Regions from separate parts of the Homo sapiens genome. Here region 2 is linked to region 1. A link is an interaction called in ENCODE POLR2A ChIA-PET data of the cell type or tissue named here. Cell type or tissue: IMR-90. All regions are shown on one strand. Each heading gives the region's core, and the rest is flanking DNA. Links, peaks and the distances in the headings are about the cores only.

Region 1 (15,838 bases), core at 4,633-9,632:
CATGTTCCTCTCCTTTATGTCCTGTAAATTGGTGGTTATATCTAGAAGCTTGATTGGATTCAGGGTTGATTTTTTGACAAATTCATCAAAGGTGTGTACTTCTATGAAGGCACAAGATAAATGGTTGCTTTTTTTTTTTTTTTCAGGTGAGTAGCCACTGCTGATCATTACTTTGACCCATTATTTCCCAATTTTTTTTTTTTTTAGATGTGAGTTCTGTCAGGCAGGGGCAGGGATTGCGTACATTGTAGGGTGCTCACCTGGCTGGCTCCCAAGGCACTGGACTGTCAGAGGATCAGGGGTAGGGACAGCATGGACAAAGGGGACAAGAAGCCAGACTTGTCCTAAATGAGTTCATAGCATGGTCGGAGACACAGGACGTAAACACGGGGAAATAACAAAGATATGTCATAAAGCCGTGCAAATAACTTAGGTAGCGATCCTTCTGGGAGCGCAGAGGACAAGAGAGCAATCCACTTGGGTAGTCGGGGAAGGACTTTAGCCCAGACACTGACTTTCTCCAACGAAACACAATATCGTGTCTGGATGCCCAGTTACCAGTTGGCGTCCACCCTGGGCTTCCTGTTGCAAAACATCCAATCGATTTCTCCTCCACTGTGCATGTTGGACCAAAGGCTGCACAGCCAAGATTCTGACTCCCTCCTGGTTACATGCCCCCTTGTGGTAAAACCACAAATTACAACAGATTTTCCAACCATGAAGATGGGGACAGCCATCAAACATTATCAGCAGGGTGGAGGTGTGGAAAGAAGAGCATCTGTAGCGGGTCCATTCTGTGTCCGGCACAGAGCTGGGCACATCTGTGTGTGTTAGCGCATTCTTACCTCCCAGAGCCCGGTAATCGACCAACATTTGTGGCCGATGCTACTAGGCACGGACCCAGTATCTGCATTCACCTTCTTCCTTTCTGACAAATCCCAATTTTGTTCACGGTGGCAAAGTGCCCCCTAATGCTTGTCTGATCAGACTGGTAGCTAAGATGCTGGCCAGGGGGTTCTAGCTGGAAGTTGGCTGGAGATTTCTGGGAATGGCTTTGCTTTCCTAGTATAGGAGCTTCCCCTTTTTCCCTTCCTGCCTGGAATGCAGAGTTAGGTGGGAGGTAGAGCAGCCATCGTGTGGCCACGAAGAGGCCAGTGTGAAGACAAAAGCTTCACTTCGAGAAAGCAGCAGGAAGAAAGAAGCAACCTGAGTCACAGATGTTCCCAGCACCCCCCAAAATGCCTACCTCTGGACTTCCTGAGAAGTGTGAGAAAAAGACCTTACTTGGGTCCACCACCGTAGTCAGCTTTCTATTATACACAGCATAAACAGAATCTGTCTGATCGTTATCATCATGGTAGTTCGACTGATGTACTAAGATATGGATGTTCAGGTCGCTTAAGAAACTCCCTCAACTGGCCGGGTGCGGGGCTCACGCCTGTAATCCCAGCATTTCAGGAGGTCGAGGCAGGTGGATCAACTGAGGTCAGGAGTTCGAGATCAGCCTGGCCAACATGGTGAACCGTCTCTACTAAAAATACAAAAAAGTAACCAGGCATGGTGGCATGCAACCGTAATCCCAGCTACTTGGCAGGCTGAGGCAGGAGAATCACTTGAGCCCAGGAGGCAGAGGCTGCAGTGAGTCAAGATCATGCCACTGCACTCCAGCCTGGGCAACAGAGTGAGACTCTGTCTCAAAAAAAAAAAAAAAAAAAAAATATATATATATATATATATAAAGAAATTTGTGTAAATATATATGTACGTGTGTGTGTGTGTGTGTGTGTGTGTATATATATATATATTTCCTCAAATTCACACCACCACAATAGGGCACAGCTGGGGCTCAACACCACTTCCCATCAGCTTCTTCACCACCACCCCTCCCCTGCCACCTGATGACAACATATATGCACCTTCTTCTGTTTCATGATACCTCTCACCTGGCAAGCCAGAAGGCTCTTTCTCGGGGGACTGGAGTCATCACACTCTTCTGCCCACCAGAGCCCAGGCTGCTGGCAATGAAGACATCATTCCTTCCTTCCCAGGCCAGTCCTCTTGAACACAGAGCAGTGGCAGCTGCTGGAAATCCCTTCTCCCCTCCAGTGCCTCCACTGCCTGCCCTTTCTACCACCTTGCCCATGTTTGGTCATATCCAGAACACCCCTGTTAAAATAGAGCCATCTTGCTCAGCAGTTCCCCGCAGGTGTTCCACAAAACCCTAGTCCCAAGGGAAGTGACTTTGTATGGCTGGATTTAACTAAGACTAAGATGCACAAGCTTTCACATTTTAATGTCTCTGAAATTAGGATGTTTGTTACAATTGACGTATATTATCAGCAGCCATTTTCCCATGCTTTAACCGATCAGAAATCATATCTCACAGACATTGGCCTCTTAGCTCTATTAGAATGGTGCTTGAAAATAAAGGAGTTCCATGGTGAAATACGTTTGGAAAATAATGGAACAAACTAAATCAATAAACCTTTGCAATGCAGATCTTCTCAAAGCCTTTAACATGCTAAAGTGCCACTCCAAGAGATTTGCTAGGATTATTTGGCCATGGAATTCTCCTTTTTGTAGAGTGCCTCATAGTACTAGTGTTATATGGAATGCAAATTAAGAAACTTAGCTATTATATTCTGGGATAATTGACCAGATTTGCCAACCAACTAGCTGTCTTCTGGAAGAAAGCTCCAAGAAAGCTGCAGAAGACCTAACATGAGAAGCTGACAAGTCTGAAGCGTAGCCCTTTAGTGGAAAGGTCAGAGGCCTCACGGAGGCACTACCACCTGCTGAGTCACTGGAAAACACAGCAGATACCTTCGGGGGAATAATGAAAAGTGAAACGTGCAATGTTGTTAAGTTTCTCCCACTTGACTCTTTATTGGCAGCCAAGCCTACATGCCTTCATCCAGCCCAAAGAAACAAGAGTATGACTAGGGCCGTGCCTTCTTAATGCTTAGATACTATGTCTGACCTCCAGAACCTACAACGACATCATTGGTCTCCCAGATACAAACACATCTTATATGACCCTGGTAATGCTGAAAGGGGAGAGCATTCATAGAGAATTTGTAGTGCTGCTTAAACTCTCCAGGTGATTCCAATATTCAGACAAAATTGAGGCCCATAGTTAAGGCTCTGACTTGATGAAGCAGCGTTTAAATTGTGACAGCTGGGGAAAGATATGTTTCATTGTTTTGGTCATCCCAGCCCTAGGTGACAAAGGCCAAAATGGTAGTGATAGTGAAAATGGAGATAGAGATGGAGATAAGAAATGTTTTAGGGATACAATCTCTGAGGAGAGATTCAGAATAACTCAGGTTTTGAGAAGTTTGGCAGAATGACATACCATGAAGAAACGGGACAGTGAGGAGCAGAGGCCAGGATTTTGAAGGGAAGATGGTTATTTGAGTTTCTACATTGTGCTCTAGCCTTTAGAAGGATGTCCTAGTAGAAATGTCCAGAAGGCAGTTGGAGATGTCGGCTGGATTTTAGAGGGCAGAGCTAAACATTTGGAAGTGATCTGTATCCTGGTTATGTTTGAAGCTTTGGGAGTTTAAAGATTGTCTTCCCTGCAATGCGATACTGTTTGGAATACCACACATTTATAACTGCTGGACTCAGCGTGAAGGATGTGAAGTTCCCGTTCTGCTTCTGCCACTTACCAGTGTGTGACCTCAAACATGACACTCTGCCTTCTCAGCCTCAGTTTCCTTAACTAGAAAGCAGATGTAATCATACCAACCTCGCTGGGCATTTGTGAATATTAGTTGAGAAAATCCTTGTCAAGTGCTTGGCATAATGCCTGGTGCTGAACATGGCCTCCAGCCTTGTCAAGTCTCTCTAACGTCCCTCGCCCCACCCCACGCAACTCCCAAGCAGGCCGTGATTGATAGAAGTCCACTTCTCTTCTGTGCCAAGAGTGACTCTAGCAAAAACAAGCAATCAATTTGCACTCATCTCAATGGTATGTGTAGATCAGATCTTGGCAGACCAATTTAATTTTCTTTGATGGTAGATAGGCCATGTAGATAAAGAATGAGCAAGAGATGTAATCTCTTTGTGCTGGAATCTGACCTTAGATTCCATCACAAATGACTTTTCATCAATTAGATAGAAGGAAATAAGAGAGACTCTCTTCTGTCTTAAGTGCAGGCACAAAGAGCTGAATAATATCACCCAAAAGGCAGCCTATCGATGACTCAGCCTCCACCTAGGGACATCCTCTGTGACCTTACTCATGTCAGAGAGGACCCCATACTGAACATCTCTCTCTTTACACCAACAATGTCTTAACCAAGAATGTCCTAATTAAGGTCAGATGACACCAAGTTGTCAAGCATCCGTCTAAGGTAGGAATAGAGCCAAAATAGCATTAACTGACAGTTCATAAAGAGTGAGGTGCAATAGGAACAAGTTTAACATTAAAAAAAACTATGTAGACAAAAAGAAGAATATATGTTGGCTCGTTCACTAAACTAGTAACCAGTGTCACCCAGAGTTGTAGCCAGATAAGGAATGCTCAAGAATAGCCGGGTACCTGGACACCCCTGATAAATTTAACTCATATCAGAGAAGGCAACAGGAAGGCAGAGGAAAAGGGAAGGAGAGACAGAATGAGAAAGAGATCAGGGAAGAGAAGATAGGGAATTGCAATGTTGCTGTTGTTTTTGTTTATGTTGAGAGTGGAAGATGCTAGTCCATTGGAATTCACGTTCACTTATATGGGCAACAAATAATTTATTGAGCATGCAGTGTGTGCCAAGCACTGTAACCAGTGCTAGGGATATAGCAGTGAGTGGAACATTCAGGATCCTGCCCTCATGCGGTCTTCTTCCTCTACCCAACTTCCAAGTGTTGAGGAGCCCATTACGAGTCCTTAGATGGCTTCTCGTTTCCATCTGCACCCACCGTTCGTATGATCTCATCCACTACCACAGCTTTCCATACCATTCATCTGTGACTCCTTGCAGATTCAGACTTCCATCCCATCTTCAAGTGGCCAGTTATCTAGTTGTCCTCTCAACAAACCACAACCTTCGTCCATTCAAAGCAGAATCTTGATTCTTCCCTCCCCCTGCCCAAACCTCTTCTTTCTCCCATCTCTCCCACCTCCACACATGGCACCAAACACAGCCAAAACAGGGGAGTTGTCCTGGACTCCCACATCCCACGTTCTGTTGATTCTAATTTTCCAGAATTCGAATTGCATCCCACAGCCAAAAAACAGCAGTTTCTTCTTAATTATTTTGCATTCTAAAGATTGCTGCAAACAGGACTAGAGAAGACACCCCCGTCGTCCTTCGCTGTACCCCCTTCCTGCCCTCCAACTGTGACCTTGGCTGAACCAGCCCTACCACTATCAAGCCAACAAGAAGACTGCAGAAAGAGAGGGGTTTTGGGGGGTTTATTGCCTTGGGAGCAAGGACTAAGCACTCACGAGGAACGTTACTGCCTCCCTCACTCTGGGGAAAGTAAAGAGATGAATCCCAAAGTGATGAGAGGCTCGAAAGCCAGGGTCAGCAAACTTTTTCTGTGAAGGGCCAGATGGCAAATACTTTAGGATTTGCTGTCATACAGTGCCCGTCACAACTACTCAGTACTGCCATTGTAGCGTGAAGGCAGCCGCAGACAGTAGCGAATGAGACAGAAATAAATGAGCAAGGCTGTCTTCCAGTAAGACTTTATTTATGGACACTTACATTTGAATTTCATGTGATTTTTCACATATCACGAAATAGTATTCTTCTCTTGATTTTTTTTTCAACTACTTAAAATAGGTAAAAACTATTCTTAGCTCACGGGTTAAACAAAAACAGGCAGCAGGCCAGTCCTGGCCACTGGCCATACTTTGCCAACTCTTAATCCAGGAGAGCCACTCACAGACAATGCAGGGCCAGAAAGGGACAGTGACATCTCACTTCCCAGTAGACCCCTGATAAGCTGCAGAACTGCAGGCCCCTTCTGGAATGGAGCTAAGGGCGATGAGAACATTGTGTGTTCTCTGGAGGCTGGGGACACAGGGAGCCTATGGCCGGGGCCTGCCACTTAGCTGGAAGCTTCTGAAGGCAGGATGACTCAGTGGAGCAGGCCCTGATGCAAGAGGAACAGGACTCATTTGCACTCAACTATCTCTCAAAAATATTATAAAGCTGTGTCTCCTAAACTTCAGCTCTCTCTGCAGTAAATTTAAACTGTTGCGACATTGTTGCGGGTGATTTACTGGGGTGGTAAGCTTTTGCATGTTTTTTGGGAGGTTCCTTTTAAATTTCTACTACCATTGCTATCATTTTTAAGGAGTTATTCAGATGACAGAATGTTAAGCGCTGATAGTGGCTAACAAGGGAGGCTGCAGAAAGTCTATGCTGGGATCTTTAAAACCGTGATCAACTGCCATCTGTTTTGGGAGTTTTAAAGTGAGCCCAGCATGCATCAGGAGGCTAGGTGGGTCACCACTTAAGTCTCCTCCATCTTCCTAATTCCAAGATACGAGAGGAAACAGATGTGCGTTGGGGAGAGTAATGAGAAAGAGCAACTCTGCTTTCCTTTTCTCCAACAACAGAAACAGTGAATATTAACTCCCCAAATCCCTGTGTAACACTCACTGAGTACCCAGCCAAAGAAGTTTCCTTTGAAATTGAATCTGTCTGTCTAAGAGGGTCTACAAAGCCTGCATTTTAACTCTGAAATAATTCCAGTTACTTGAGCTGCTGTTGCTGCTAAAAGATGTTTGAAGAGGAGGAGGAAAAGCCATCTCGATATGACAAGGATTTGTCACTTGCTGCAAAGAAGGCACGGGATTTTTTTTTTTTCCCTGTAAAAGGGGTAGTCAGAGTTGGGAGCTTGTCCCTGTCTTCTTGGCCGAGATTCCTAGAGGAAACACAAATAGACTTTTTCAGGTCACAGGTTTCTCTGCATCAGGTGGTCCGGAGTCTCGCTCAGTTTCTATAAATCAGGCCGTTTCTCTCCAACTTATGAGTCTCCTAGCACTGGACATTCTGGAAATCCAAATGAAATTGACAAATTCGGTTGATGTCATAGCAAATTCAATGCACCTTGCTCTCTTCAGGCTGATTTCAAATCACTGGATTGAGAAGAGCTAAAATCTAGCTTTTGTTTTTAAAAATTAGACTGTATAAACTGATTTTAAAAAAATAACACAGGAATAGATATTATGTAAGATTTTCTATTCCCCGCACCCCCCGCCCCCCACCCCGCCACCAGATTTTTGTGGCCATCACCTTTTCGTGACCAATTTTATTCCCACAGTGCAAGCAGAGGGTTTGCAGTTTTGTGATGCCTTTTCGTTTTTTAGTGCCACATCATTATCAATCAAGATGTCCAGATAAATTACTTAACAGAGAGGCAGTAGAGGCGCTGCTCACATAACCACCCAGCTGAGAAAGCCTTCCTTCACTCACTCTCTTCTGTCCTGGACAGACTCATGTGGTTTACAGTTGCTCTCATTTCCATTTATCAGAAACAGATTTGCAAATGTTTTCTTTTAAGCTGGTGTCCCTTCTCTCCATTGTAATCTCAATAAGTATGAAAAGAGAAATATAGAAAATGAGCAGCATTGCTTTTTATCTCATCACCACTCACTGAGCACCTACTGCATACTCGCCTCCAAGCAGGCGTCCCCTCCCTAACAACAGCACAAGCAGGCATTATTCATCCATTTTCACAGCTACGTAAACTAAGCTGTAGAAGTTCAATAACTTGCCCGGGCTCATACTTCTGGTATGAAGTGGAGCCTGGCTTCCAGCCCAGCTCTGTCTGCCTCCAGCGCCTTTCTCTGCACTGTTCAGCAATGCCTGGCTACAGAACACGGCCAGTGTGGCCAAGCATTTTCCATGACTGTCCCTGGAGCACATTAATTCACCTCCTGAAGTGAACCTCTTTGGGAAGATGAGCCTTTTCCAAAATCAATACTTTTCATTGTAGTTAAGCAATTATGACCTAAAAGAAAATTTTCACCATGATACTGAAAGCCACCAGCTTCACATAAACACCAAACGTGCTGTAACTGAGGAGGTAAGGGGCGAGTCCTTGTCACACATTTCTTGGAGGTCAGGTCAATCCACCTGTGAGCCCAAAATTATGCTGGCAGAAGGAAGAAGCGAGATGATTTTTAATTGTTATGAAGTGTGCTGGTAACTTAAGTTGTTCTGTATTTCCATCCTTGTTTTGAAACCAAGCTGAAGCTCTCTCTGTCTCTCTGTCTCTCTGCTTTCCCTACAAATTGGACAAGAGTTTCTTCTTGGCTTCCATATGACATCAGGTCTTTCCTAAATAAAAGCAATCAATGCAGGAAAAAAAAAAATTCAAAGATAGGATGCCACTCTCTTTCACAACGATTAGTAGTTTTATATTTCCTTCCAGTCTTGTTGATGTGGATTTAACTAGTACATATTTTTAAATGCTAAAAATTGTATGTATTTCTTTTTATACCTCACATTATATCATAAACATATATGTTTCTATATAACCTTTATATGACTAATTACATCATAAACATATTTGCATGTTTCTATATAACCTTTACGAATTTAACAACTGTATAATATTCCTTCAAGTTGATATACCCCAGTTTCTTAAACTATTTCTCTTCTGTTAAGTGTTTGTAGTGTTTCCCTAATATAAGTAATGTTTTGTTTTCACCTAGGTCTTAGAAAAAAAAATAAGTACTGTTAATAAACTTTTTTGGTGTATATACCCTTTTCCCTTTCACTGGAATTTTTATTTAAGCTAAACTGTCAGAAGTATAATTACAGGGCCAAGAGATTTGAATATTTTATGTTTGATCTTTCTTACATCCTGAACACATACATATTATTTTCAACATTCTTCCTGTCATCTTCTAAGCATAATCTGGGAGAAACAGTCAATTCATTTCTTCATTTCTCTCACCCTTGACTGGGCATTGGATTATAGTAGAGCTTGCTCACCCTCAAAGCTGCTGCCAATTTCTTCCTTCCTTTCCTCCTCTCCTCTCCTCTCGTCTCCTCTCCTTTCTTCCTACCTTTTCTCTTCTCTTCTTACCTTTTCTTTCTGACAGGGTCTTGCTCTGTTGCTCAGGCTGGAATACAGTTGTACAATCATAGCTCACTCCAGCCTCAACCTCCCAGGCTCAAGGGATCCTCCCAATTCAACCTCCTGAGTAGTTAGGACTACAGGTGCACAGCAACACACCCAGCTAATTTTTGTATTTTTTGTAGAGACAAGGACCCACTATGTTGACCGGGCTAGACTCAAACTTCTGGGCTCAAGTGATCCTCCAGCCTCAGCCTCCCAAAGTGCTGGGATTACAGATGTGAGCCATGGCGCCTGGCCAGCTGCTGCCAAATTTTGAATATAAGCTAGACTTCTTGAAAAGTCCCTATGTTTCCCATATAAATAGAAGGCCAGAAAGATTTTTTTAAAATTATTACTCAGTGCTGGCAAGGGTACAAGGAAATAGACACTAATAAATTTCAATGAGTATAGACTGGTACAAACTTTCTGGAAAGCAATTTGGTAATATATGGGAATGCATTTAAAATGTATATATGCTTTAGGCCGGGCACGGTGGCTCACGCCTGTAATCCCAGCACTTTGGGAGATCGAGGCAGGTGGATCACCTGAGGTCAAGAGTTAGAGGTCAGCCTGGCCAACATGGCGAAACCCCATCTCTACTAAAATTATAAAATTAGCCAGGCATGATGGTGGGCGCCGGTAATCCCAGCTACTCAGGAGGCTGAGGCAGGAGAATCGCTTGAATCTGGGAGGCAGAGGTTGCTGAGCGGAGCTGAGAGCACATGACTGCACTATAACCTGGGCAACAGAGAGAGACTCCGTCTCAAAAAATAAAATAAAATAAAATAAATAAAATAGAATGTATACATGCTTTAGTCCAACCATTCTATTTTAATAATTTATCATAAGAAGGAAAGTCAAGGTAGGTACAAATATTTGCTACAAGCATATTCTTTTTAGCAATCCTTATAATAGCAAAAATAAAAACAAATTTAATCCAACAAAAGGTGACTGGCTTAAGAAATTATGACACATCTGTATAATGGGTATCATGCAACCATTTAAAATTATAATTGCAGATGACAAGATATATTAGTCACATAAACACAGCCTCATAATATATGTAATGAAAAAAGTCATACAATAGCACTTATTATATTGTCTATTTGTGTAAAATATATATACCTAGATAGGAGTATGATATGCTCCAGTTGTTAACAGTATTTGTATCTGGATGGTGGAATCATTGGTGGTGAATAGTTTTGCCTTTTTATCTTTTACACCACAGGTATTTTGTGTTTATAATAAGAAAGAAAGCTTATTTTTTTCTCATTTATACCAGTTTCAGAAGCTTACAAGTGCACAAAAATGTTTCCTGCCGCCCCCACCAAGATGGAACAGGGACAAGAAGAACTGATCTGCATCATCCTCTAGATTCTGTGTGCGCTTCCTGATCCATGCCTCCAAATGACAAGGGTTACAGGCATGCAGCAATGAATGTAGGCAAAATCCTTTCTGTATCTAATTCAAAACACCAGTACCCCCAGTCTAGCAAAGGAAGTGAGAATGCCCCAACCACTCTAATCAGGGACATGGACAGTTCTCCCAGCAGAAGTAATGAGGGCCTCCTCTTGAGTCAAGAAGATACTATCTTCCCTCTGAATCCACAAAATGAATCCACAAAAGCTCTAGTAGCTAATTTTTCCTTTCATTAAAATAAAACAGGTGGTACAGTAAGTAAAGAGCTTATCAATTGCACATTAAACTAGAGGTAATGGGTACTGTACTCTCTGTATTACGTTTTCTATTGCTGTGTAACAAATTACCCCCAAACACAGTAGCTTGGCACAGCAAATGTGTGTGACCTCTCACAGCATCTGAGGGTCTGGAAACTAGTAAGGTGGGGCTGACTCAGGGGCTCTCACAAGGTTGCTGTCAAGTCAGGGCTGCAGTCACCTGAAGGCTTGACTGGGGCTGGAGGAGCCACTTCCAAGTGTGCTCACAGTGTTCATGGCTTCAGGCCCTCACTGGCTGTTGGCTAGAGTCCCCATGGCCTCTCCATAGACTGTCTGCATGTCCTTTTGACATGAGAGCTGGCTTGAGAATTAGTGATCTGATAGATGAGGGGAGAGAGAGAGAGAGGGAGAACATGAGAACTAATCTTAAAAATAAACTCCACTGGGTTCTGCTGTGTCCTATTGGTCACATAGATCAACTCTGCCACAGTGTGGGAGGGGACTACACCAAGGGTGAACACCAGGAGGTGGGGACCATCACAGGCCATCTTGAAGGTCACTGACCACATTCCCCAATCAAAGGCCTGCCTCCCCAACACAGCCCACCACCACTACCTCAGTCAGAGAACTGGGGACTCAGGAACTTAAAGCCATCTCAAAGAAATACAGTTGGGAGACCATGGTTGCAAATGAGTCCACGAAAGCTCTAATAGCTAATTTTTCCTTTCATTAAAATAAAACAGGTGGTACAGTAAGTAAAAGAGCTTATCAATTGCACATTAAACTAGAGGTAATGGGTACTCTATAACTCATTTCCATTTCATTGTGCTTTGCTTACTAGAAGCTTTCAGATTTCCCTGGCAGCAGTTTCAAGGAGATTCTGATAGACTTATTTTGCTTAGATGCAGACACTGTGCACACTGAGAAGGCTTTTTCTCTGTGTCTGGTCCTATGTGCAGTGTTAGCGTGGCTGTCATAGATTTGCTCTGCGTCTTGCTCTGGCTATTGTCCTAAAGGCACAATTTTGGCCAAATGTAGTTTACTACTTGGTTAAGGGGAAGTGATGTGGGGAGAAATCACAGTCCCTCAAGGCCTAACATCGAGGGATTTAAAGCCTTAACAACTGCCCATGCCTACTTCATTCCAGAGCTCGTCAGAGAACACCCAGCATAGGACCTGGGCTCTGCGGGCCCTCCCACCTCCCTTAGCTCCTGTGCTACCCAGCCCTTGCAGTACAAGCTGTACCTGTTGTCAACCTCCACTCACCACACCTACCCCAAGCCCAGACCACATTAACCTCCATGGCCACAGCTTCCTCTTCACCTCTTTCTGCCCTTTCTAGCTTCCAGCTAACTAAAAAAATTATTACCAACAAGGTCAACTGACAGTCTCCATATACTTGCCTCTAAATTTTGGAAGGTAATTGCTATAGTTTGATTATGGTTTATTTGACCCCAATAAATTTCATATTGAAATTTGATCCCCAATGTGGTGTTGTTAGGAGGTGGGGCTTAATAGGAAGTATTTTGAGTCATGAGGCAGATCCCTCATGAATGGCTTGGTGCTGACTTCTTGGTAACGAGTGAGATCTCATTTTCTTAGTTCCCGGAGGTGCTAGTTGTTAAATAAAAAGCCCAGTACCTCTCCTCTCTCTCTTGCTCTCTCTCTCACCCCGTGGTCTCTACATACCAGCTTCCCTTTGCCTCTTGCCATGAGTAGAAGCAGCCTGAGGCCCTCCCCAGAGGCAGATGCTGGTGCCATGCTTCTTGTACAGCCTGCAGAACTGTGAGCGAAATAAATCTCTTTTCTTCATAAATTACCCAGCCTCAGATATTTCTTTACAGCAACACAAATGGACTAAGACAGTAACCAAAGGTATCAGGTGAAGTGGAGTGGAAGAATTCATGTGACTTTTTATATTTTTCCAGTGACTTAGTAAGGTTGCTTAACCTCAGGGATGACAGAAGAGTGTTTTCTAGACCTGTTAAGTAAACGAATGAAGAGTTGGGGAAGGATAAATTTAAGTCTACTAGCCCTGTTTGACAAAATAAAAAGTTGGCAGCTCTATGATGTTCTCCCCACCCCTGTCCCATCCAAAAAAATCGTAATAATCTGGCCTGTGAAATCATACAGTTAGGAGACCCCCAGCTGAAGTCAGGAATGTCATCGTATTGTTCATATTGTTAGTTCCATGACTGCTGTCCTGCCTCTTGAGGTCAGAATATGAAGTAATGCCTGTCAACACTAAGATGTCCACATTGTCACTACATACTGTGCTGTATTTGCATTAGGAGGCTTGGCCAAGTAACAAGAGATGGAGAAGAATCTTATGGGTGTGATACAGAGTATATTCCAAAGTGGAAGAAGGGTTGGGGCATGGTGGTGTACACCTGTTGTCCCAGCTACTCAGGAGGCTGAAGAGGGAGGATCACGTGAGCCCAGGAGTTCAAGGCTGCAGTAGGCTATGATTGTGCCACTGCATTCCAGCCTGGGTGACAGAGCAAGACCCCCAACTCAAAAAAAAAAAAAAAAAAGTGGAAGAAGGGTTGTATTGTGGGGAAAGTTTACCTGCTTAAAGATTTGACACCAACTGGGGTAAGTCCAAGGGACCCAGTGGCGAACTCCCCTATCCTGGTCAACTTGATACAGGTGGCAGCTGGATAGTGTGGTATATAAACCCTGTGTAACTCAGGACACTCCCAGTGGGCTAGTGGCAAAAGCTGAACTCAGGCTAGTTTAGATAACAGGGTCAGGGATTGAAGTCAAGGATTTGAACGCCATCAGAATTCTTCTCCCTTTTTTTTTTTTTTTTGAGACACGGTCTCACTCTGTCCCCCAGGCTGGAGTGCAATGGCACGATCTCAGCTCACTGCAGCCTCTGCCTCCTGGATTCAAGTGATTCTCATGTCTCAGCCTCCTGAGTAGCTGGGATTACAGGCATGTGCCACCACACCTGGCTAATTTTTTTGAAGAGACAAGGTTTCACCATGTTGGCCAAGCTGTTCTCAAACTCCTGGCCTCAAGTGATCCACCCGCCTCGGCCTCTAAAAGTGCTGAGATTACAGGCGTGAACCACCACACCCAGCCTCCCCATCATAATCTCTGCTTTTCTCTTTGCATGTAGATTTCATTCTCTCCTCCTACAGAGGGCTTTCTTCACAGAGCAGTAGACATGGCAGCCCACCTTACCGGGGAAACAGCCGAATGACTCTGTGACCAAGGAAGAAAGGGTTCTTCTGCTAGGTCCAGCTAGGAGAACCCTGGTTTAGGACTCTGCTGGGTGCCAGGTCCATCCCTACACTAATTCCCATAGCCAAGAGGCCAGCTGTGTTATTAAAAGATGGAGCAGAAAGGCAGACAATAGCCCCTAAAAGCACATGGACCTAGAGCTGGACAGCCTTTGGTTCAAACCACTCACTAGCTGTGTCTTTGTGAAACTTACTCAGACCCTGTAGGCTTTACTTTATCTGAAAAACAGGGATAATGCTAATACCAACCACAAATTGTCATTGTGAAAATAATTTAAATGTGCCAATAAGTATAGAATACTAAATTTCATATCTTGCACATAATAAATGCTCAAAATGTCCATTGTCTATTTGGGCAATTATTAAAGCTTTGTTATCTGCTCAACACAGAGACCAAACCACAGTACCTGATCTTCTCCTTTGTACCCGAATGGTGCAGCCCTCTGGTTTCAACACTCCCCTATTTCTACAGCCAGACTGGAGTTATGTTGGATAATTAGGTTGGTGCAAAAGTAATCGTGGTTTGTGTAATTACATTTATTTATTTATTATTTATTGGGTTTTTTTTGAGATGGAGTCTCACTCTGTTGCCCAGGCTGCAGTGCAATGGTGTGATCTCGGCTCACTGTAACCTCCACCTCCTGAGTTCAAGTGATTCTCATGCCTCAGCCTCCCGAGTAGCTGGGATTACAGGTGCCTGCCACCACACCCGGCTAATTTTTGTATTTTTAGTAGAGATGGGGTTTCGCCATGTTGGCCAGGCTGGTTTCGAACTGCTGACCTCAGGTGATCCACCCACCTCAGCCACCCAAAGTGCTGGGATTACAGGCGTGAGCCACCGTGCCTGGCTGTGCAATTACTTTTAATCACTTTAATTGCAATTAAAAGTAACTAGGTAGGTCTTTGGTATTAACACCATAAGATGCTAGCAAATCACACAGGCGAGAAGGTGTGAGGGGGTCAACAAAGGTAAAAACCAGAATCATACAATTCAGGACTTCAAATAATTCATTGATATTTCAGATAAAACTGTACCCTCCACGTAGCTATATAGAGGCAGAAAATATAACTTGGTGTTCAAGATTGTGTTGTCATGAAAAGATAGAACATTGGATTTGCAGACAAACAAGTTGGCCTCAGCTACTGTTGGTTTGCTTTAAGGCCTCTGCTTTATCCATCAGTAAAACAGAAATAATGATGTTCCCCCTCAATTCCCACAGAGGTTTGGTAAGACTTAACGAGGTACTGTTGGTAAAATGCTTTGAGCTCATCTCATGAAGGGCTCTATGTAGGCACTTGGTCTTATTATACAGACACTTCATGGTCATATATGTTTAGAGTAAGATGTTGCTTGGAAGCACTTCAGAGAATTGCTAAGAAACACAGATGTATTAAATGGTATCTTCTTAAAAACTGAGATTAGCCAGGCACAGTGGGTCACACCTGTAATCCTATCACTTTGGGAAGCTGAGGTGGGTGGATTACCTGAAGTCAGGAGTTTGAGACCAGCCTGGCCAACATGGTGAAACCCTGTCTCTATGAAAGATACAAAAACTAGCCCGGTGTGGTGGCAGGCGCCTTTATTCCCAGCTACTTGGGAGGCTGAGACAGGACAATTGCTTGAACCCAGAAGGTGGAGGTTGCAGTGGGCCGAGATCGTGCCCAGCCTGTGCGACAGAGTGAAACTCCATCTCAAACAAAAATCCCAAAAAACAAAAAAAGCTGAGATTAAATGGGAACTGGAAGTTTGGTACTGTTACCACCTTGTCCTAGCAACTGTATTGCTAGCAATTGTGTTGCTGGGACAAGGCAGTAACTGTATCAGTCTCCTTC
Region 2 (15,838 bases), core at 6,967-11,966, 170 kb before region 1:
GCTTCTTGCTGTGAGGTGCAGTTGATCTCATGAGGGGCAGCAGATGCCATTGTGAAGAGCACTCACTGCTGAGCTTGTGTGTGGCCTTCGGCAAGATATTCAAGTTCTCTGGCTTCAGTTGCCTCATTAATAAAATCGGATTAAAAACAAGTTTCCTCACCTGGTTGCTGTGAAGATTGAAGGAAGTACTATCTATAAGCATTGTGTTTGCTACATAGGTAAAGCTCAGGAATAATTTTTTAAAAATGTAAAGTTGCATGACATATGCATAAACATTTCATCTGTTTCACAAATATCCTGTGACAAAGTGATGGCTTGCAAAATAATGAAAGGAGACAATAGCAGATGGTTTTTCACTGATATGAAAATAGTGGGGTTTTTTTTCCATCACAGAATTATGAGTTGGTCAGAGGAAAGAATGGTGAAGATTTCAGTAAAGAGTAACCCAAATGTCTGAATAAAATCTGCAAAAACAATTTTCTTCCCGAGGACTGGAAGTGGCATGGACAGTTGGGCAATAAAAGAACAGCAGTGATTTTCTGCTCCATTTCTACAACAACAACAAAAACACGATGGTGGAAAACAATGCCAAGTGGAAATCTTCATTCCTTGGGGATAGAAAAACACATCCTCTTCTTTAAGAACTATAACCACAGATTGCAGCAACAAGATGCGCAGAGAAAAGCTTGGTTGGGTTGAGCCAACCGTATGCGGCAAATGATTAAAAAGATGGTGTCCCTCTGGGAGAGCAGAGGGCCAGTCACCAGGAGGAGCAAGAGGAACAAAGAGCTCTCATTCACATCCGCAATGCTGACGGGACGTGCGTTTTCCTCAGCAAACTGGCAAGCTCCCTGGAAAGGGAAGATTAATACGAGCAGGGAATACGAACTCTCTCCAGCAAACCGTGCCCATTGTCAGCCTGGGGAGAGTGCTGAGGAATGAATGGATGGTCATTGATCCTGGACTAGGAGGACTTGAATGAATTCCTTCCCCTGATTCCCAACTCCCCCTACCTTGATTTAACTCACACGCAGCAATTCTCATTTATCCAATGTCCCTGGGCAAGAGCTAGTCCATGTGAATTCATTTTACCAAAAACTGAGCTGATCTGTTTGAATTTCAGATGTACGCTTAATTAAGGTTTCACTTTCTTTGGTAGAAATCTTTTAAAAATTAACGTCAGAGCTCTTTGCCCTCTGGAAGTACAGGGAACTTTACTGAGATGGCCCAAGAGGGAGCACCGAGTGCAGAGTGCACACCTGGGTGCTCAGCCTCACCCCGCGCTGTTGCTTTGCTCATTTATTTCTATTTATGAATCAAGGTTGTTAATGTGAATGTCATTAATGCAATAATACCTCTATAGAGGCAGACAGGGTGGGAGACAAGGCTGAGGAGGGACAGAGGGCTGTGCTTCTCCAGTATTCTCGTCCATGCTGTCCAACCCTCACACCCTGAACCAGGAGGCTGGTATTGGTCATTTCTGGGTCCTCTCGTCCCGCCTACTCCTGCTCATCCAGACTCATGGCTTTCAATGCCATCTATATGTTCATGCCTTCCCTCAACGACAGACTTGTTTATACATCTGCCTACTAGGAAGCTCCGTGAGGATGTTGAATCAGTAACTCAAGCGAAACAGCCCCAGACTCAGCCTTGCTCCAATTCCCCAGACCTCTTCCTCCCACTCTGCCGCATCTCAGCAAGGACAACTCCATCCTTCCAGTTGCTCAAGCCCAACAACTTGAAGTCATCCTTGACAGTTTTCTTTCCACACTCCCTACCTCCAGGCCCTCAGTAAATCCTGTAAGCTCCACCTGCAAAATACAGTCTACAGAGGCTGACTGCTTCTCACCTTGCTGCTGCTCCCACTTCTGGCCACACTGCTACTGCTCTTTCCTGGATTACTGCACAGCTTCCTGCCTGGCCTTTCAGCTTCTGGCCTTGTCTCCCTGTTCTCAACACAAAAATCAGTCATCCTTCTAATCACGTTGCTCTGCAAAGTCAAACTCCTGTCAGTGGCCTGCAAGGTCCGAGGGATCTGAATCCTCATTCCTTCTCTGTCCTCATCTCCTCAGACTCTTCCCCTGCGCTCAATCAGCTTCATTCACCACCCAAGCTCCTTGCTGTTCCCACTCAGGGCCTTTGCGCCCACTTGCTGCTTCCTCTGCCCGCAATACTGTTCACCTGAATATACATGTGACTCCTCCCCCGACTTCAGGTCCTTACTCAAACATCGCTCTCAAGTGAGGCCTTACCTGGCTACTTTATTTAAACATTGACATGGTTTGTCTGTGTCCCCACCCAAATCTCGTCTTGAATTCCCACGTGCTGTGGGAAGGACCCAGTGGGATGTAATTGAATCCTGGGGGTCAGGTCTTTCTTGTGCTGTTCTCGTGATAGTGAATATGCCTCATGAGACCTGATGGTTTTATAAGAAGGAGTTACCCTGCCCAAGCTCTCTCTTTGCCTGCCACCATCCACATAAGATGCGACTTGCTCCTCCTTGCCTTCCATCATGATTGTGAGGCCTCCCCAGCCATGTGAAACTGTAAGTCCATTAAACCTCTTTCTTTTGTAATTTGCCTAGTCTCGGGTATGTTTTTATCAACAGTGTGAAAACGGACTAATACAAACATCCACCCACACCCACCCAATGCCCTCTTTCTCTCCTTATTGTATTTTAACATGTGTCACTACCCTACATAAGATAACGCACACATATATATCTTTTTCATTGTCTGCCTTTGCCAATGAGAATGTAAGCACCATGAGAACAGGGAGTTTTTTTCTTTTTTTTTTTTTTTTTTTTTTTTTGAGATGCAGTCTCACTCTATTGCCCAGCCTGGAGTGTAGTGGCACTATCTCAGCTCTCTGCAACCTCTGTCTCCTGGGTTCAAGTGATTCTCCTGCCTTAGCCTCCCTAGTAGCTGGGGTTACAGGCATGCACCACCAGCCTGGCTAATTTTTGTATTTTTAGTAGAGATGGGGTTTCACCATGTTGGCCAGGCTGGTCTCAAACTCCTGACCTCAAATAATCCCCCTGTCTTGGCCTCCTAAAGTGCTGGAATTATAGGCGTAAGCCACCATGCCTGGCCAGTTTTTTTCTATATTGTTCACTATTATTTCCCCAGCCCCCAGAATAGTACCTGCACATAACATGTCATCAATAAATGTTTGTCAAATGAATAATTTTTTTACTATAGTCATTAAGCCTGCATCTAGAAATGCAGGGTAGTGATTATAAACATGGATTTTAAAGTCACACAAATATAGATTCCAAAACCTGCTCTAACCCCATTTTAGCTGTGTGACCTTGGGCAAGGTATTAATACTTTTATCATTGTTAAAATAGGTACGATGATGTACAAAAGAGGAAGCAAAGCACTGAACACAGAACCTGGCAAGCTGTAATCATCTGGCACATCTGAACTGTCTGGGTGGTGTCTCCGCTGCTACCGCCTCAGTGCAGGTTTCCATCATCTGTTGCCTGTTGACCATGAAACTCCCAACTCAATCCTCTCACTCCAGCCTTCCTCAAACCCCAGTGTCTTCCACATACTAGGACCAGAGTGATCCTCTGAACATAAAACTGATTGATAACAGATCATCCAAATGGACTAATAATTGACCAATTAATAATTGACAATCAAAAAATTCTCTCCTCAAAAAAAAAGGCAAGAAAACTGGCAAAAAATGTCAAAATCAACTTTTCTAGAACTCTGAAAGTTAACCACCAAAGGCTTGGAATAATCCGGGAAGCTTTTATTTAATTAAAATGGCTGAGTCTTGGTATGAACAGCAAACTTTGTGGTGTTTCAACTTGCCCTATTCCTATCTCCCTATCTCCCACGTGGTGGTTCCCTAGAAAACTAACAATCACAGTAAAAGACAGCAGCCTGGTAGCTATCAGAGAGAGAGAAATGGAGTCGGGGGTCCTTTAAAGCCTCATTCCCATGGAATCGTCATTAGTTAGCCTCTCTAGTAGTCCCCTGGAAGACTGCACTTATAAGGTCATCTTTATTAGACCTGACTTAGAGCTCACCTAGTGCAAAAGGCTTTTCTCCAGGGGTGTTTGTAAAAAAATAAAAATAAAAAAATTAGAGACTGTTGTTTAACTTTCTGGCTGGGTGCTTTGTGGCTGCCTAAGGCTGTGGATCACAGTTGGGCAGACAATAAGCTGATCAAAAACCATAAAAGTAAAATCTGGGGAATGAGCTCTCCATGGGGTCTTAGACAAGCTTCACCCACTTTCTGGGCATCTAGAAGGTCATGGGCATGTGTAGGACTCTGCATGTGTCCAGGGCTGTGCACATGCTCAGAAAAGACCTAAGAAGGCCCCAAGAGCTCACTTCTGGCTGATCTTGGGGCTCTGTAAAACCAGAAAGTGAAAGCTAAGGCACAGTTTCAACTGCCTGGCTGAGTGTTGAAGGAGTGTCCAACGTGCACACACAGCAGCTTTCCAAGGACTGGGAGATTTACTGGTCACTGGCGTTCAAGGAAACCTCTGTCCATTCATTAACTGACCACTGAGCTGATTGAGCAGAGAGCTCAGTGGCTAAACATGATAAAGAATATAGACTTTACAGAAGATATTTAGAAATATCCCTGAGTAAAATAATAGCAACAAACAGCAACAACAACAGGCCCAGGGGATGGAGCAGAATCTGACTTCCAGAGAGCCTATCAGGGAACTTCTGGGCCTCTAAAGTCGTGTGAGCCAATTCCCATAATAAACTTAAAAATGCTTTGAGATGAATGAAAATGAAAACACAACATAGCAACAATGAAGGATGCACTAAAGCAGTGCTTATAGGGAATTTCGTAGCTGTAAACATGTATTTTTAAGAAAAAAGGAAAAGTCTCATATTAATAATCTAACATTCCATCCTCAGAAATTAGAAAAACAAACTAAACCCAAAAATAAGCATCAGGAAGAAAATAATAAAGATTAGAAAGAAAATAAATAAAATGGAGAATTTTTAAAATAGAGAAAAATCGATAAAACCAAATGATCTCCAAAATCACAAAACATTTAACTAAACTGACCAAGAAAAAAAGAGAGAAGACTCAAATTACTAAAATCAGGTACGGAGAAAGGGCATTACTTGCAAAACTAGAGTTTGAAGGAAATACTACAAGCAGTTATATGCCAACAAATTAGATAACCTAGATGAAATGGACACATTTATAGAAACGCACAAACTGCTGAAACTCAGAAAGAGAAAAATCTGAATATACCTATAACAAGAAAGATGTTGAATTAGTCATCAAAAAATGTCCCACGAAATAAAAGCCCATGACCAGATGGCTTCACTGATGAATTCTACCAAACATTTAATGAAGAATTAACATCAATCTTTCACAGATTCTTCCAAAAAATAGAAGAGGAGGGAACACTTCCCAGAAGCTGTCTCAGAGGCTGCCTGTCAAAATACTCTATTCTGAGTCTAAATCCTCAACACAGCATTGCCAGTTTTTTATAATCCGGCCCCTGCACCACCTACCCCACCCTCGTGCGTGTGGCGCTCTAAACTTCCTCTGTTGTTTCTAAGAGTGCACCATGCTCTCTTCTCACCTCCCGGCCTTCATACCCACCGTTCCTTCTGACTGGTATAGCCTCTCTGCCTCCCCTTCTCTACTGATTCCCGTCCATCTTTTGAGACAGCCCCTCCGCAGGAAATTTCCCTGCACCCTCCTGACTGTGTGAGGTGTCTCTCCCGGGGGCACCCACACCACGTGCCTATGCTCCTGCAGCACTTCTGACTCTGGAAAAAAATATGTCCATGCATTTATCTGCCTCTCTTCCCAGTCCTGGAAGACAGGAACGGTGATTCCAATAGCTTGCAGGGTGCTTCTCACTAGCAAGGCACATCAACCTTTGCTGAATAAACGACCTCAGGATAAGGTAAGGCATTCCTAAATTACTGCTGTTTCTGGGACTAATTTTGATAATTTTATCCTAGTCCCAACAAGGACTCTCCCTTTGTAGAGACAGCATTCACAACAAAATGAATCTTTCTCAAGACTAAAATAAAGAAAAGAGCATTTCCAGGTTCAGACCTGCTCACAGAGTAAAATAGACAAGGCCAGTCCATGCCTGTCTGAGTACACGAGCTGCATTCTCTGTGAGTGCCCCGGTCACCTCTTGGGACACAGCCCACCAGCAGCAGCCTTGCCTGAGACCACACGGTGCTATGTGGGTGCTGGAGATGCCAGGAGGCAAGGCGGGAGGCATGGGAGGCACCGGCCTGGTTCCTAAGAAGCTCAAGTGTCCAGTGAGGAGAAATGGGCTGGAAAGTAGAAAAAGACAACGTTGTTTCCAGGAAAACTAAAATCAAAGTCAAGGAAGTGAGGCCAGCAGTCACTGCTCTAAGATGCAGGGGCTGTCCTCAAGGTGGCCAAGGAGCTCCAGGAAGGCAAGACTTTAGGGAGAGGAGAAACTGAGAAAGGCTTGAAGGTCAGAAAGAAAGCAGTGTGTTGGAAGGTAACGAGAAGGGGCAGGGGAGAGACAAAGGAGACGCATTTGGGAGGGTTTTAAATACTTTGCTAGTGAATTTTATTTTTTGCCTGTTTAATTAATTTAAACCTGCTAATGAATTTAACTTTTCATTATGGGGGCCATTAAATATTTTTGGGCCAAAGAGAAAGTGACGTGCATGCCAAGAGGTGTTTGATGAAGATGAAGCAGGCAGGAGTCCATAGGTGGTGGTTAGAGAGTAGAGCCGGGGGGCCCGGCAGTCCAGACTCCAGGTAGCTTGGCCCTAACAAGAAAGGAGCCAGCGGGAGAAATATCAGGCAAGTAACTTGCCCTGGTCCTGCAGCGGCAAGGTGGCAGTGAAGCTGGGACATGAACCCAGGGGTCTGACTCCAGCAACCTCACCCTTTGCTGCTAGGCACACCTGCATGGCAGCCTCCTAGCTGTACCTTTCAAATAGCTGTGAGCAGCTTAAGGCTTCAATAGCTACATAGATGCATTTCTAGCAAGTGACAAGAGTGCTATTAATTATGCTAATGTAAGGGTCATTATGCATTTAAGTGCAACGCTAGTCTCTTACAAACACTAAAGGAGTGGAATTGGTCTTCTTCCCTTTCCACATACCCGACAGTTGCTTAAGACAGTCTTCCGCCACACTAGGTACTTCGTAAATGTCCATTGAGTGGAAAAGTCCAGTGGCCAGCGGAAGTCACTAGAGTGAGGCTGTGTGAGTCCAGACACTTTCATGTGTCATATCTATAGGTTTCCATTTGGAGGCTGAATGACATCCACGATGCCCTCTGTCCTCTTTCACCGACACGCTGCACAGGTGGTTTCTTCACAGGCCTGTTTCCTGAAGGACGTCCATAGGTGGGGCCCAAGTGACCATTAAAAAAAATGGTTCAACTGGGAATTGGCACCTTTTTGCTTGTGTCCAGTAACTTTTTAAAAGTTGAATATATTGTCTAAACCTGGCCCTGTAGTCTTGCAGGGCTAAAAGACTCGCAGGGTCCCTGCCTGACAACTAAGAAGGCGTGTAGTGTTAGCGTCCTCTGTATTGCATCACTGTAAGGTGGCATTCTGAATAAAGGGACTTAAAACAGTATGTCGCAAGAGAAAAACAATTCTATTATACCTAAATTTTAAAAACTTTTGTCTTTCTTCCCCTCTTGTAACTAATAGATTAGTTTGAGCATGAAAATAAACTGGGGGGAAGAATGGCCTCCTTCGTTTGCTAAGGTTTTTTCCTTTTACTCACTATTGTGAAATGCGATTCTTTAATAGATGGTGTTTAACGCTCTGTGTTAACTTCCCTTAAGGCTCTGTTGAGCATGACAAATGTGTGGATCATTACTTCCCAGTTCTCCTTGAGAAGATAAAACAATAATACATTGAAGTTTGTATTTTAACCCAGTTTTTCCGTGTGAGGCCTTTAATTTTTAGTGTTGCTGACAAATATCTGTGTCCCATTTTCCAAGCGGATGCTACCCTTCCCTTTATGACGTCATCGTGGTTGGCCGTAGTCTAGCTCCTCAGTGCATCCTCCACAGGCTCTGCCGAGTGGGGGTGTTGGTGTCAGTGCGGCGCCATTGCACGCTCACTTCTGACTCTGAGGAGGACTACGGAGCAGTTGGGTGTCCTTCACAGTTTAGGAAGCAAGGGTCGCTGCTTTTGAATCAGATACCTCTCTCTGGAATGAACCTCTTAGAATGCGCCCAGGATTGCAAATTCGCTTCCTGTCTCTGCAACATGTCATGGAAAGTTTTGAGCTGTGAAACAGCCTGTCCTTTTATCTTCAAAGCCTGAAAGCTCTTGGATCTAAGAAGGAAATCATTTATTTGGGTTGAAAAAGACAATTTGGTTTTAGGATGATTAAACATAGAGTTAACAAAAAATGAAAACCAAATGACTTTTAGCCTAATAAGAAACTCACACGTTTATAAATCTGCTGCTCTTAACTCATTAATGTCATCCAAAAACCAGGCATCCTACTGTTGGAAACTGCAATATTGAAGTACAAAATGGGTGGGGTGAGAGGAAACGAGAATCTGCCAAGCAGAAGAGTCTGTACTCCAATCGCCTTATTAGGAGCTCCAAGAAAGCAGGCAGAAAAACAGAGTTTGAAATAGAACTACCAATCATGGGGCAATAACAAGAGGGTCCAAAGTTATCCCCCCACACACATGTGCACACACACCCCACAAACCTATAAATGTTTGCAAAGGTTACTTGCTTACTAGGCCAACAGGCATTCCGCTAATCACCATGTCACTGAATTGCAGGTTCTTCCGAATCCAATTAAGAAGAGCAAGGTCTGGTAGAAAGAAAGTGACTTTTTATTCCAAAGCTACTTTAGGGGAAGAAGTACACAGGCTTCCTGCTTTATGGGTACCACTTCACTTTTGGAGCAGAAAGTGGGCAATTTTGGCTGGGCGCAGTGGCTCACACCTGTAATCCCAGCACTCTGGGAGGCTGAGGCAGGTGGATCACCTGAGGTCAGGAGTTCGAGACCAGCCTGGCCAACATGGGAAAACCCCGCCTCTTCTACAAATACAAAAAAGAGCCAAGCGTGGTGGCGGGCACCTGTAATCCCAGCTACTAGGGAGGCTGAGGCATGAGAATCACTTGAACCCAGAAGGCAGAGGTTGCAGTGAGCCGAGATCGTGCTGTTGCACTCCAGCCTGGGTGACAGAGTGAAAAAAAAGGAAGTGGGCAATTTTAAAGTGTGGGGACTACACAGTGGTGGAAGTGAGCCGGTGAGTGGGATGTGGCGGGGGTCTGTGTACTCCCTTCAGTGCCTTATCTACTGGCCAGTTGAGTTGGTGTCTTCCTGGGAAAAAATAGGTTGTAAAGGTGGTCAAAAACTCTAGTGTGCATACTTTGGTTGTAAATGGGCTGTTATCTCTTCAGGCAGCCTCCTGGTGGGTGAGAGTTCTGCTCTGGAGCTTCTAAGCACATAGTTAGATGAACTTGCCCTGTAGGGAGCGTCTGGTGAAGAGGAGGTAAAAGGCTATGATTACATTTCTAAAGGGCTAAGTAGGAAGTGTGGAAAAGTAGGAAAGAGAAAAAAGAGAGAGGAAAAAAAATAAAGTATCTCTTAGAAAAATGGGGGTACTAGCCGGGCATGGTGGCTCACGCCTGTAATCCCAGCACTTTGGGAGGCCAATGTGGGCGGATCACCTAAGGTCGGGAGTTCAAGACCAGCCTGACCAACATGAAGAAACCCCGTCTCTACTAAAAAATATAAAATTAGCTGGGCATGGTGGCACATGCCTCTGATCCCCACTACTCAGGAGGCTGAGGCAGGAGAATCACTTGAATCTGGGAGGAGGAGGTTGTGGTGAGCTGAGATCGTGCCATTGCACTCCACTCCAGCCTGGGCAACAAGAGTGAAACTCCATTTCAAAAAAAAAAAAAAGAAGAAGAAGAAGAAGAAGAAGAAAAATTAGGGTACTAGGTGGTTACAACCACGGCCTCAAAGGACTCTGATAGATTAGGTCTGATAATAGTTATTTAAAACATTATTATTAGGTTATTAAATGACTAACTGTGAGCTTAGTCAAGGCGCCCAGCCTGTGTGAGCCTCAGTTTATTAATCTATGAAATAAGTTAAGTAATTCCTTTTACACAGGGTTGTGGGTGGGGATTAACAATAAGGTGGGTGAGCATCGGCACAGTACCTGGGGCAGAGCAGACGCCCACTACACAGTGCAGATTGCTGTGACTTTTTTCTTATTTATAATTAAGGTACGAAGATAAGGAATTGAACAAAATGAATTTCAATGGTCTTTTTCAAAGGAATATCCAAGTGCTAAGGTAGCTTTTCTTTAAAATATTGCTTAGAGTATCCTATCTTTGTGGATTTTTAAGACTGTGGCTACGTGTGTGTGTGTGTGTGTGTGTGTGTGTAATAAAACCTGCGTATAGAGCTATTTTTAAATCTTAAATGTGTGGAAGTGTCACGTTTAAAGAAAAGGATATCTTTAGGTAAGACAGTTTGTAATAGAAACCACTGTGTGAAATTATTTCTAGAGAACTGTTTATATGGTACGCCATCTATATCCAAAAAAGGACACAGGCAAAGAAAATGAAAAGTTATAAAAAATAAAAATCGATTTTTAAAGGTTTTTTTAAGACCAACTACAAAGCAATAAAAATTGGGAGAGAGTTGTATCTAAAAACCTAAGCCAATATACCTTTTATGACTGAGCACAAAAAATCTAGCTAAGAGCTAAGGCAAAACAAGAAACACACAAGTTGTACAGCTTTCAATATGTAATAGAAGGAAGTTCATCAATTTATAAGGCCTCCATTTTGAAAGGAACCAGTCATATATAGGTCTTTATATAATAGTGATTTTATATGATTGTTCCTTACATGGATCCTCTTTCAAAGTCAAGGGTGCCAAGGATTTGTAGGTCTTTGATGGGATTTCCCTGGGGAACCAGTACAGCATAGCCTGGGTAGGTAGCTTTCTGGTGATCAAGTTGGCATGATGTTAGATGTTCACACACTACACATAAGGGTGACCCAATGAATGAGGAGAATGTGAGCTGAGCACTAATGCCTTGGTGGTGTCTATTGCATGCCAAGGAAAGCCCAGCTGTTCTCACTGGGTTTCCAGCCACATCTCCCTCCCTGGTGTCTGGCTTTGGCAATTTCCTTGCTGCACCTCTCTCTGAACTTCTGCTACCATCTTCCTTGATGCTCTCCAATACAGCTTTCTGAATGGTGAGTCACACCAAGCTTTATTCCTTTACTATTTGGTACCAATGCGGCTCAACTAGAAGGAAGTTTCCACTGTTATTTGCATGTTGTCTGGTCTCCCCATTCCGGAGTAGAGTTTAATTAGGGAGTCTAGAGCCATCTCGCACCATCCTTTAAACTTGTGCCCTATTTCTTGATAAACATAAGAAGCTCAGCCCACTCATGGGGGATGCACAAAGGATGAGCTTTGCAATTCCATTAGTTCTATCTGCCAGAAGAATCCACAGAGCTTCACGTTCTGCAGTTTTTATTTTTAAAAATGATAGGTCATTTTTCACTTTGCAAAAATGAAATTATATAAATTTAAATATTCCTTTTCCAAGCCCACCTCCCCCAGACTCCATTGTTGGGAAAGGGTATGTCCCCTCATCTCCAAGAGCCACTTAGAGGAAAGAAAGGTTATCAGGCCCTTTGGCTCTTTATTGAAACTCATCTTCCTTATTGCTGTGTTTATTCATGCAACACAGGAGTTAGAAAAAGTCTGATAACAACAGGTGACTTGCTTGACAGGCAGGTATTCTGGGTGATTGACTGAAAAGAAGGCCCAAAGCTTTGCTGGCAATGATTGTAGGAAGCAAAATTACAAATTTCTTGTGAAAACTGAAGAGCCAATTACATTTTGATATAATTCAGTCAATTACTGGATGAAAGATCATCCAGCCTGGATGAAAGATCATCTCATCTCCACCCAGGGTGGATTAGAGGAGAACCTGGACGCAGGGCCAAGACTTTTCTCAGGAAACGATTTCCTGAATATGTCCAAGTGCTGAAGTGCCCAGTTAAAACCCCAGGCCTTCCCCTGTAGAGACAAGACAAGGCCTAGGAGAGCTTTAACATGGTTTCTAAAATGTGTGGTTTTGAATGGCCACATTATGTGACCTGCTAAAATGGGCTGGTCATCAAATACACCTTCAGAAAAGTTAACCTGCTTAGGGGGATTTAAACAGTCCTCCTGGATGCTGAAGAGAGTTGCCAAAACCAGTAACATTTAGCAAAATGTATACTGGGTATGAATATTGAGCTGTACTTTCTGATTATAACTGGACAGCAGGTTTTGCTTCCTCCTGAGAAAGGTTACTGGCACATGAGAGGAAGACCATGTCATCACAAGTCACTCGGCACTGCAGAACATATGCTCACCTGAAGAGAACATCCATTTTTTTAATGTTATCAAACCAGAAGTTTCGAAGGATAGGATTATAACATCATCTAGTGTCGTACCACTTGGAGTTGAGATTTGCCCTCTCAGGAGCCAGTTTTTACCTTTTTGTGCCTTGAGGTGGTTCTTTTACACATTCTTCAGAGGTGGGCGACACACCCTTATATAGGCCATTCTGGGGCAAGCTTTTATGTAGAGAATCAAAGACCAGTGGTTGATTAATAAGTTTCCAGAGTTTCAATATTGCAAACGTTTTCTTAAATGAAGCTGAGTGTGGCAATAGTTCACCATAGAATAATTCTACCTTAGAGTACTTGCTTTGCATGTCATATATAATACCAAGAGGCTCAGGCCTGTGGTTTCTAAAGAAGAGAGCTGGTGTCTATTGACAAGAGCCTGAATGTTTCCCCAAAAAATCAATGCTGGAGAAACTTCAGATGTGCAAGAGAAGCAGGCATGGATCTGAAGAGAGACAAGGAACGGTGAGACAATCCTGGGGAGACTGAAGTTTGTGCTAACCGGCAGGTGAGGGGCAGGTGGGTGGGGCTGTCATCAGCAGAAGGATGGAGTTCAGAATGACACAGGCTCAGTATGTACTGGCCCCAGACGACTCTCCCAACATCATCTCCTGCCTTCTAATGTAGCAACACAAAAATGTGAATCCCAGGATGGCCAAGAGCACTGATTCTGTAGATTTGTTATACCTGCCTGGAACCCTTTGCAGAGGAGGAAGAGGAGAGATTGCTGTGGTTGGTTGGCTCATCGGCCATGGGTTTGGGAGGTGGGGAGTGATGGGACATGCTGTGAATTAACAAGCCTTTACTAGATGCTCCCCCCACACACTACGGTTTGCATAACTTCATGCCTTTGAAAAAGCTGTTGTAGCTGACTTGAAGGTTGTTTCACACCCTTCCACTGATTAAATTTCTACTAACACTCCAAGACTCGGCTCCATGATACTCTTTCTCAGAAGCATCTCTTATGCCCTTCCCACCCCTAGCTTCTTGCCAGCAAAGAGAGTGTCTGCCTTTCTCTGTGGCCACAGCTGTGGCTCCAGCACAGATCACATGGTACTGGTAGCACTTGTGTATGGATCCATCTCCCCAGCCTTGAGCTCCTGGGGAACAGGGACCATGTTTTACAACTTCTTTAATCCCCTATGGGATGTGCAATGCCTGGCATATAGATGCCATTTGATAAATGCTTAATTAATTAAATATCAATGTCTAACTAGCTAATGGATTATAATGGGTAATTAAACACTACAGAGGACCTGTCCAGGATGGTTCTTTGAAATTCCTGCCTTGAGGGAGGGTAAACTTAGCTTCACTTGGCCTGGCTCATCCTACAGGTGGGTGGGCCTGACTCGATGGCACACCTCCCTCCAGAAGGCCTGCCTGTTCTTCAGGCCGAGGCTTTCCTCTGAGCGTCCTCCAGCTGCCTTCTCTGTGCAGAGCTTGCCTGCCTAGCAATGCTGGCCTATCTCCTCCTGGACCTGAAAGATGGCCTTGTTCCAGCACACCCCTGGGTCTGTCACGGGAGGCTTCTGGTTATTTTGCAGGCAAAACCTGGCCTGTTGGACCAAAACCTGGCCTGTTGGACCAGCCAGAGTGAATGATTTTTAGTGCAGCTCTGCACTTTAGGGTTGGGGTGCCATCCAGAGTCACCCCCGGAGTGTGGGATACCCCTTGCCCTCTCACCCCTCACTGCACCCTTCACCCTGTGCATAGCCCTGTGCTGCCGCATCTTTGCTCCAAGTGCTTCCTCTACCTGCAATTCTCCACGCCCTTCCCCTGCAGTCCGCTGGTGAACACCCACTCATCTTTGAAAACTCAGCCCAGCATCATCTTTCCGGGGAAGCCTCTTCGGATCCTCCCCCTACTTCCATCCCCCGCCGCTCCTACCCCCCAGCAAGCACTGACCCCTCCCTCTTCCAAGCCTTTCTGTCCTAGTCCCCATCACTCCATAATGATCCTAGCTGTAGGACATGGTCTGCTGAGATTCCTGCCGTGAGGCCAGGACAATTAGGGACAAAGAGCCAGGTGTTTCCATCATCACAAGAAACAGTCCTGGGCTGAAGCCTGAGCCACTAGCCCCAGATGCAGCAGGCAGCACCTGGCACAGCAGTGTTAGGAAGGTGGGCTGTGTGATCCTGCTGAGTGTGGATGATCAAAGGCCAGTGTATGGGCAAGGGTGGGGGCACAGGTGGGCTGGCAGCCAGAGAGGCCAGGCTCTCCAGGTGATGAGGCCACCGGCTGTGACTTTTGGGCCTGTCTCAGGAATTTGTCTGTTCTCAGTGGTGACATGCAGCTTTGAAGCACTTCTTTCTTCCCTCTTCTGCTGGAGAAAAGAAACTAAATAGAAGCACAATAATATTGCAAAATAAATTAAGGTCTTTCCTGCAAGGAACACAAACATCCTTAGCAGGGTGGAGAGGCCACCTGTGGCTAAGAATGAGAGGCAACAGCTCAACCCTGAGAGACAAGGAGCCCTGTGCTGTGGTGACAAGCCAGCTGCAGAAAGACCCACTCAGAAGAGCTCTGGAGTGAAGATTCCCCAGTTGGTTGACAGGAGATTGAGAATTTGAGAAAATGCCACCCAGTCTTTGAAGGCATTTCTTCCATTGGTTGTTCTTCAAGAGCCATCTGCTTCAGGAGCTAATATTAACTTTAACTCTTTCAGGGAAGACATCACTCTTCAAAAATTAGACAGAAAAGCATCCAGAATTCCCATCACCTCTATTCAACCTGGTTTTGATGTTAGCCTTCGCGTTCAGGCTGGGTGGCCATAGCATGCTAAGCATGGTGCAATAGCGTATTCCTACAGGGGACAGAGGTGAGCTTTTACAAGCTGGCTTACCTCTTAAAGATTAACTTAGCAAAACAGTAAACACCTACCACTTATTGTGTGTAAGGCCCTGTTCTAAATACTTTATATAGATTAATTCATTACTCTTCCCAGTAGCCTTGTAGGGGAGCTACAATTATGATCTAGATTTTATAGATAAGGACCTCAGAGGCAGAGAAAGGCTCACTAACTTGCCCAGGGTCACACAGCTAGATACCGGTGAAGCCAGGATTCGAACTGGGCAGCAGCTGGGCTGCAGAGCCTCCTGTTAATCAACGTGCCATCCTGTCCTTTAGCACGAAGGCCATGCATATAGTGAGGTGTGCAGGATGCAAAGGATGGTGGCCTCTGCCAAGGTGGGGTCATGGAAATGCTAAGCGGATTCTTGCAGTGACTATTCATGGGTGAGGATGGATGAGGGGAAGAAAAGAAGGGAGGAGGTGCTGGAGCATCCAGTGGGGGCTCAGGTCAAAGAGGCTATTACCAGGGTGGGCGATGACCAGGAGCAGCCAAGGGCTGGTACAGATGGGCCCAGGCGAATGTCAAGGCTCAACACTAGAGAGGCCCACTAGATGAATCCCAAAGGTGAGGTG

What was found. ChIA-PET counts read pairs that join two places held together with the same protein. Peaks named below come from ENCODE experiments on the same cell type or tissue, not always from the same donor. Only the 100,000 strongest peaks of a DNase experiment are listed, where the experiment ranks them.
Region 2: POLR2A ChIA-PET joins it to region 1 with 6 read pairs; 2 of 35 experiments call an interaction of 5 or more read pairs at or near these places.

Annotation. Positions count from the first base shown.
Region 1 is chr13:30,334,593-30,350,430 of GRCh38, forward strand. It overlaps LINC00426 (long intergenic non-protein coding RNA 426), which reads right to left. Exons shown (of 5, transcript NR_024464.2): 5 at 5,674-6,876. LOC124903145 (a long non-coding RNA gene) reads left to right here. Exons shown (of 2, transcript XR_007063742.1): 2 at 10,364-12,576. Among named protein-coding and RNA genes, the nearest start is that of LINC00427, 23 kb to the left of the region's middle. RefSeq lists an enhancer at 3,283-4,482. In IMR-90, for the core only: no CTCF peak of the experiment used is centred there; DNase peaks (open chromatin) are centred at 6,109 and 7,739; H3K4me3 peaks cover 380 bases; H3K27ac peaks cover 2,674 bases.
Region 2 is chr13:30,165,237-30,181,074 of GRCh38, forward strand. It overlaps LINC00385 (long intergenic non-protein coding RNA 385), which reads left to right. Exons shown (of 2, transcript NR_187533.1): 2 at 3,350-3,795. Among named protein-coding and RNA genes, the nearest start is that of LINC00385, 19 kb to the left of the region's middle. RefSeq lists enhancers at 4,117-4,386, 13,554-14,300, 14,301-15,046. In IMR-90, for the core only: no CTCF peak of the experiment used is centred there; no DNase peak of the experiment used is centred there.